Regions from separate parts of the Homo sapiens genome. Here region 1 is linked to region 2. Evidence: chromatin contacts called from ENCODE Hi-C or POLR2A ChIA-PET data. All regions are on one chromosome and are shown on one strand. Each heading gives the region's core, a stretch centred on a gene start or an enhancer-like site at or near the end of the contact. The rest is flanking DNA. Distances are from core to core; before and after follow the strand shown.

Evidence for each region. Hi-C counts contacts between places; a loop is a spot of excess contacts on that map. ChIA-PET counts read pairs that join two places held with the same protein, here RNA polymerase II (POLR2A). Pooled maps may share reads with other maps.
Region 1: a map of esophagus muscularis mucosa shows a loop between it and region 2 (2.4-fold over the local background). The contact joins two enhancer-like sites. A Hi-C loop is called at or near these places in 8 of 168 maps with a recorded cell type or tissue (K562, aorta, esophagus muscularis mucosa and 4 more) and 9 of 50 pooled maps. POLR2A ChIA-PET finds 5 or more read pairs at or near these places in 5 of 52 experiments (AG04449, AG04450, K562 and 2 more).

Annotation. Positions count from the first base shown.
Region 1 is chr11:74,694,937-74,698,923 of GRCh38, forward strand. CHRDL2 (chordin like 2) reads right to left here. Exons shown (of 11, transcript NM_001278473.3): 10 at 2,269-2,361; 11 at 1,493-1,649. The coding sequence ends at 1,573. LOC124902713 reads right to left here. Exons shown (of 2, transcript XM_047427990.1): 1 at 3,734-3,987; 2 at 3,369-3,732. The coding sequence starts at 3,888. The coding sequence ends at 3,408. Among named protein-coding and RNA genes, the nearest start is that of MIR4696, 23 kb to the right of the region's middle. RefSeq lists an enhancer at 1,688-2,887. Within about 2 kb of position 2,140, at least 24 of the 41 ENCODE cell types and tissues checked have a DNase peak (open chromatin) inside an H3K27ac peak, as active enhancers do.
Region 2 is chr11:74,635,558-74,639,659 of GRCh38, forward strand. It overlaps POLD3 (DNA polymerase delta 3, accessory subunit), which reads left to right. Exons shown (of 12, transcript NM_006591.3): 11 at 640-718. Among named protein-coding and RNA genes, the nearest start is that of POLD3, 45 kb to the left of the region's middle. Within about 2 kb of position 1,279, at least 3 of the 41 ENCODE cell types and tissues checked have a DNase peak (open chromatin) inside an H3K27ac peak, as active enhancers do.

The sequences.
Region 1 (3,987 bases), core at 890-3,389, 60 kb after region 2:
CCCAAACCTTAGTAACCCTAGGTTCAAGATTAGGGCTGTGGAGGCTGGGCTTAGTGGCTCATGCCTGTAATCTCACCACTTTGGGAGGCTGAGGCAGGAGGATTGCTTGAGCCCATTAGTTCTAGACCAGCCTGGGCAATATAGCAAGACCCCATCTCTTAAAAAAAAAAAACAAAAAAGGCCAAGGCTGTGGAGACAATGGCCAGAGCCCTCTGAGTGGCTGCACAAGTCCAGTCAACAGACTACTGTCCACCATTTCTCTGGAGCTTTGATCAGGCTTGGGTGGGGAGGGGATGGAGGAGCCGTGGTTGTGAGAGGATTGAGACTAGCTGTCCTGAGGAGAGAACCCCGCCTGGGGCCGGGAGCCTGAGTTCTAGCCCTGGCTTCAGCATACCACTGTGAGGCTTTGGGGAAGACATGTGGTGGTCCTGAGCCCATCTCCTCCTCTAAAATGTGGGTAGTGCCTACACCTTTCACCTTAAGTGAAATCATTGACATTAAAACATCTTTGAAATTATAAGGATTTGTACATGTGGGCAGGGTAAATAATTGATGGTGTCTTTATTTTATTATTATTATTATTATTATTATTTGAGATGGAGTCTTACTCTGTCACCCAGGCTGGAGTGCAGTGGCACAATCTCGGCTCACTGCAACCTCTGCCTCCTGGGTTCAAGCAATCCTCGTGCCTCAACTTCCCGAGTAGCTGGAATTACAGGTGTGTACCACCATGCCTGGCTAATTTTTTGTATTTTTAGTAGAAATGGGGTTTCACTATGTTGGCCAGGCTGGTCTCGAACTCCTGGCCTCAGACGATCCACCCCCCTCGGCCTCCCAAAGTGCTGGGATTGTAGGCGTCAGCCACCGTGCCTGGCCCTAATGGTGTCTTTAATTGCTAACTGTTGGGCCTTCTCAGAGCATGGTGCCAGGTTAGCAATCTGACCGCCCAGTCTTGGAAATCCTCTGAGGTGAGGCTATCTGGGCTCGTGACACTGGCCACACTGTGGAACTGGGGAAGGAGTGCTAGCCTGGAGCGAGAGATCTGGCTTCCAACTCCAGATCTGCTACTAAGCAGCTCTGCGGCTTTGGGCAAATGACTGCCTGCTGCTCCTCCCTAACTGGGTTTCCTCATTGTAGGGTGTGAAGACAGTGGTGAGGATCCCAGGAATACTTGCTGGGAAAGTGCTTTAAGGCTCCATTAACGCCCTCCCCTGGCTAATTAGAGTCATTCCTCTTTCTGAGGCTCAGTGTCAAAGAGCTGTGGGAGGGGGGCTGCCCGGAAAAGCAGGAGGTGCTGCAGTGGGGGGCCTGGGTGAGGAGGCTGGGGGAGCTAGCCCTGGCTGTGGTGACAACTCACTGTGAGGACTGGGACCATTCTCTATCCCTTCTGGATCTTGGTTTCCACCCCTGTAAAATGGGGATAACCAGGTCTGCCTTGTGGAGTTGCTAGGAGAGCATGCAGGAGACTGGATATGAACCCAGAAGGCAGGGCTGAGGGTAATGCAACTTCTTATTTATTAATATATAATAACAACAATTATACAGCTCATATCTGCAACTGTTAGGTCTTTGTTATGTCTTGGTCACTTTGTCTGGACTGGCCGTGACCTTCAGCTCCAGGGTCTGGGCTAGGAAGACGTTCCAGTGACCTGCATGGAGGAGGGCAGAAGAGGGAAGAGGCGTATGTGTCTGCACGTGCACAACAGAGGCAGCAGCTGGGGGTTGGAAAAGCCTTGGGCCAGGAGGAACTGCAAGGGCCAGGGTTTGGAGCCCACAGGGAGCCTGGAGGCGAGTGTGCCATCACACTGGGTGTGATGGGGCACATGACCCAGCTTTCAAACAACCTTGGGGGACAGAACTGGTTTCCTGACACCTGTTGGTAATACTCCCCTCTGTGACCTCCCCTCCCCGACCTGAAACCCCACCTGGGTCCATCTTCCTAAAAGTAAGGTATAGAAGGAAAGTGGAAACATTCCAGTAGAGAGGGAGTGGGCAGTACCCAGGTTTGGGGGCTCAGACCTCCCCTCTCCACAGCCCTTTCTCCCTCCACCCTCAGAACCAAATCCAGCCAGCTCTGCTTCACCTTCCCGCTCTGGAGTTAGGAAATCTCTGGCGCAGACACCCGCTGGATTCCTGTGCTGGGAACTGACGTCTGTGGCTGACAGCCCCTCCTCCCGGCACCAGCAGCCTGGGAACTCCCCGAAAGGCTCTGGCCCGTGTCCTTGCCTTCTTCCTGCCCCGGCCCCATTCCTCAGCCCAAGCTCCTACCTTCGTGGGGGCCAGCGAGCAGTCGGAAGTGCTGTGCCTCTTTCTGGAAGTCTTGCTTCCTGACTTTCTTGATCTGAGTCAAGTGGAAGATTCCTGAGGGCAGAGACAAGGATGTGAGCAGGCAAGGCAAAAACCTACAGTCGGTGAAAAGTGAAACAGGGTGACTTAGCACAGAACGGACCCAATCACTCCCTCCCCCACCCCATTCTGATCAGACACAAAATCCTGCTGATGACATTTCCTCAATATTTTGAATCCATTCTCCTATCTCTCTGCCACTATCCTCACTCAGGCCCCTGTTGTCTTGTCTGGGTCACTACACTAGAGTCCTAACCCCTTTCACTCCCCCTCTAATCTGCAATCCTAGCTCTGGTCATTAGAACATGTATACGTCACCCTGTCATTCCCCTTCCCTGACGTCCTGTCGCCTCCACAGTGAAGCCTGTTTTCTTCTGTCTGTTCTCTTTGCTGATCCTGCTCCTGTCACCTGCACCATCCTGCTCTCACAACACCCACCTGTCCCCAGTGCAGGGAGGGAGGGAAGTGGAAGGCAGGAGGGAGAGGAGGAAGAAAGGAAAGAGAAGGAGGGAAAAAGGAAAGGAGGGCAGGAAGGGAGGAAGGAAGGTTGGCTGGCTCATGTGAACTGGTCACGCTTTTCTCAGGGCATAGAACATATGATAAAAATCAATAGGTGTGTTTATTCAGATACCAAAGAACTAGCAAGTGGCAGAGTTACAGTGGCTTGCCTGTGCCCTAGCCCTAACCAAGTACTTGACGTCCCCTGAGGAGGCCAAGCCTTTTCAAATGCCGTTCCCTCTGCTGGAATATCTTCTACTATTGCCTTCTATTTCTACTTTTTTTTCTTTTTTTTTTTTTTTGACGGAGTTTCACTCTTGTTGCCCAGGCTGAAGTACAATGGTATGATCTCAGCTCACTGCAACTTCTGCCTCCCGGGTTCAAGCGATTCTCCTGCCTCAGCCTCCTGAGTAGCTTGGATTACAGGTGCCCGCCACCACACCTGGCTAATTTTTTTTTTTTTTTGTATTTTTAGTAGAGACTGGGTTTTAGCATGTAAGCCATGCTAAACTCCTGACCTCAAATGATCCACCTGCCTTGGCCTCCCAAAGCACAAGCTGGGATTACAGGCGTGAGCCACTGCACCTGGCCACGACTTCTACTATTAGCACCAAATGAACTCCTACCTGTGCTCCAAGCCTTAGCTGGGAAGTCTTCCCTAATCCACCCGAGGCAATTCCTCCTTGGGGCACCCACAGCACCTGGCTTCCATCTGTGATTGTGCCTGTTTCTAATGTGCTCTCATTGTGTCTACTCCTGCTTCCTCTACCAGACTGGGGACTCCCAGAGGGCTCTCCTCTCTGGGTCCCTTGAGCCTGGCCCACATTTGGCATGTAGAATGAATGAATCCCTGGATGGATGGATGGATGGATGGATGGATAGATAGATGAACAAATACACACACACACACACACACACACACACACACACACACACACACACCCCACATACCCAGTCTAGGCCAGGCCCCAAGGGGGAATGAGGTATTAGCTGGATCCCCTGATGTTTGCATCTCATGGGGTGCTGGCCACTGGCACCACACATGGCTCTGAGGCCCTGAGCACATGGGCTGTGAGGCTGCACCAGCTGTTACCCACCAAGGTCTCTGGCCAGAAAGAACAGATGCAACCAGCAAGGCCTCTG
Region 2 (4,102 bases), core at 29-2,528:
TAGTTTCAGCTACTTGGGAGGCTGAGGTAGGATGATCATTTGAGCCCAGGAGTTGGACTGTTGCAGTGAGTTATGATTGCACTTCTGCATTCCAGCCTGGGCAACAGAGCCAGAACTTGTCTCTAAAAAACAAACAAACAAAAAAAGAAGACAAGAAATGTGAAGGCTGACATAGCAAGTATCTACAGCAAGGGCATATGCCACAGAAATCCCTGGTGTGGTTTAGGGGCCATCCCTGTGTACTCCCATAATATCTGTCTCAGCCCTCACTACACTGTATTGCAGTGGTCTGCTTTCCTTCTCTCTCTCCTCCACTAAGGTCCTTATCCTATATGTCTTTTTAACCATGCTGCCTGCACTACCCAACAATAGTTTATTGACTGAATGAACAGAACACAGTTCTTTCTTCAGCATGCTACTTTCCTTCTTATGAACAATGAAGTATCAAGCCTGTGTATATAGTGGGCGTAACTTGTCTGTGTGATGGGGTTGGTTCTCTAAAACTAATGTAGAGTTTCTCTTTCAACTTTTTATCATAATGGAGTATTGGAGAGTGATTAGTATAGATTTAAAAGCTTTTGTTATTTTTCTGTATAACATAATTGATCCAGCTTAACATTGTATCCTCTGACCTTTTAGAGCTCAAGTGGAGAAAACAAAAGAAAACGAAAACGCGTACTAAAATCTAAAACTTACCTGGATGGGGAAGGCTGCATAGGTAAGACAAATATTTGGCTCCAAATCCAGAGATAGAATCTCTTATTACCACAGAGGCACCATAATCCCTTTTAGAACAGGTACATCTCAAACTTTAATTTACATGTGAATCATGCCCAAGTGGTACTGATGCTGTTTGTCTATGGCATACACTTTGTGTAGCAGAGTGTAAGTCAGAACACCTAGGTTCTTGTTTAGGTCATAGACTATAAAAATAAGCACTGAGATCTTGGCTAAAAGTTATGTCGTCCCTGGTGAAGAGTTTCTTATCTATGGAATATCTATTTTGCCTAAATGTGCAGTTATGAAGATTCAGGTGGCATAAATATATCCAAAAACAAGATGGAAACCACAGTATGGGCTTAAGATGTTATCATAGACATTGAGAAGCTTTTTTTTTTCTAGAATATTTGTTTTTATAAATTTGAACAGTGGAAAAGAAGCTACAGATGATTAGACTGTAATCAAGAGTCATCTTTGGTATTTGGTTCCATTTGTTCTTCAGAAGGGTATGACTCATCGAGATTGCTTCCTTTATGTTTCCTATTTGTAAGCCATGTTAGGTAAAAGCATGTGCTTGTTATGAAGGCCTAGGGAGGAATTAGAGTTCAGGCTTTGAGTCATTGGCTAGTTCTTCAGCCATGTTTTAGCTTCTTCTACCCTTTCCATAATCACACTAGACTTCTGTGGAGCTTTTAAGATTTAGCACTTGAGGTTTGATGGGATGCTCAGATCCTGGTACTGTATTTTTGTGTTTGAAAAGAGTTGTGGGTTTAGGCTCTTACCTTTGTTAGTTGGATAGCCCATGGTTGTCATTTTGCCTTTTGTGGCACCTGCTACAGCTTGGATCTTCAGAGAAGATTATTTTCCCTGTTACTGATTTTTTTTTTTCCTAGTTCAGACTTGTTTTGAAAAGATTGGCTCTGAAGAATCAACCTTTCCAGGTTCTTAAAACTAGTGAAGACATTTTGTCATCTGTGCTCCCTGTCCCACTATTCCCCACCTCCCAGTCCTCTGAAAAGGCCTCTGCCATTTTAATTGTAACATGTGATTGGGGAGTAAAATTCTTTACGTGTGGAAATTCTGTCTTTTCAGTGCCAAATTTCTTGTGAACCTGTGAATTCTGGACTTTGAATGGGTTTTTTTTTTTCTTTTTCTTCCTTTTTTTTTTTTTTTTGGCTTTCAGTCTTTTAATAGTTGCCATTTTCAAGCCTCTTGGTTTGGCCATGGGTGATAATATATGTGTTTACTGTTGAATTTCTTAATTCAACAGTGCATTTTTTAAATTTAAGAGGACAAAAACATTGGTGCCAGTTTTTTCCTCCTCTTTCTGCCCCAAAAGAAAAAAGTCAAACGTCTTTGTGAGAGTGAGAGTTCATTGGGAATTTGTGGGTAATTATTTATTGCTTTGTTTAAAATATAGTACTCGAGTTTTGGCCAGGTGTGTGATGTGGACTTTTTTGCACTCCTGTCTCCAGACAGGACTGTTAAGAGCCTTGGATGCAGCAGTGAAAACTGTGCTCACATTGCACTTTTTTTTTTTTTTTTAAAGGTTTTTGGTCCAAGCTCAACCTAATGAATCTTGGCTTTGGTTACCAACAAAGGAGTTCTGCTTTCCTCTCTCTGCTCAGACTGTTCCAAATGTACCAGCATAGGGGGCTTGCCCTGTCCTGTGCTGGATCAGATTTGTTCTATGGGTTTAGAAAGCTCATCTTTCTCTCTTTGTGACTTTGCAGCAGAAATTGGGTAGTTGGGCCCCTGAGATAAGTTTGGAGTAGACTTCTGGACAAGGGAATGGGTTTCTAAGAGCAAAGCAGTTAAGTGGAAAAGAAATCTGATGTTACCCACGAAAACCAGGTTTGTTTGCCTTTTTTTAATGGCAACCCAGAAAAGTGGCATGTTGTTCAGCTAAAATAAAGGCCCTATATTTTTAATGGAGACCTCCTTTTTTCTGGGGTTTGCGGTAGCTACAGCTTTGAATATAGAAATATTCCTTTTAGTTCTTACAGTATACTGAATATGCTGCTAAAGAAATTTTGTTGGTGCTGCCCTGACTGTTTTTTAACTCCCCTGAGCAATGTCTCACACAAAATTGGCAATGAGACAGCCATTGATTTCATTAATAAGTAATGAAATAATGAGCTAATTGATGCTGAAGTATAATGTAGACATGCTGCCATTTGAGTACAGAATATAGCTTATGAAGGAGCAAAGTCTTATACCACCAACTAGTAGAAAGTAATTTCCTTTCTGTATCTGTAGATGGCTCTTCAGACTTTTCTAATTTAAGATATTGAATAAATAACAGCTCGTAATTTTGTCCCATTAATTCAGTTACATAATGCTTTTGAAGATGCATGTGAGATGGAGGTGGTGTTCTGGGGTCTAATTGCTGAACGAATAGGTATGCCATGGGAATTCTCTAATTATCTTAGAGCAACATTTCTCAAACTTTGCCGGCTATGTGCATTACTTGAAGATCTTGCTAAAATTGAAATTCTGCATCAGTAGGCCAGGAGTGGGAACTGAGAGTGCATTCCTAATAAGCTCATGGGAGATTCTGTTGCCTCTGGTGTGCGGAGCACAATTTGAGTAGTAAGGCCTTTCAGAATACTTAATATATATCTAAAATTTATCAGTATTTTTTAGCCTCTAAGTGAACATCAAAGTGAATTCTGGGCTCTTACAAAATTAAAGACAAACTCTGGGAACTCTCTGGGAAGGGATTGTTGATTATGCAGCCTTAATGGGATTAGCTGGATAAGAGGGACGGAATGCTCCAGTGGCAATTGCACTTCAACATTTAAAACAGGGAAGGAGAGAACATTAATTCCCAGAGTGTGGTCCCCAGACCAGCAGCATCAGCATTATCTGGGAGCATGTTAGAGAAGCAAATTCTCAGGTCCCACCCCAGATCTGCTGAGTCTGAAACTTGAGAAACAGAATCTGGCAATCTATGTTTTAACAAGCCCTCCAGGTGGTTCTGATGCACAGTAAAGTTTGAGATGATATCTTAAGTAGCAGAGTAGGTATTGGGACACACATACATTTGATTCCAAAGCTTATGCCTCTAGAACAATTTGATATATTTTATTAGAAAGAATTATCAATAAAAGCTCAAGACTGTCATTGTTCTTTAATGGAAAAAAAAACCTTTTACTTTAATCATTTGAGCATTTATTATGCATATTAGGTTACGCTTTTCAGCTAAGAACAAGCTCTTTTCCTTCAATGTTTCTCTATCGCTTGCTGCAACCAGGAAGGCTGAGAAAGAATTTAGATAGCATTGGTTATACAGCTGCCACAGCTCTCTAAAATTACAGAAAGGTGGCATGCTGTTTCTTGTGGTTGGTATATGTGTTGCAGTAGTGTAGATCCTCCTCGG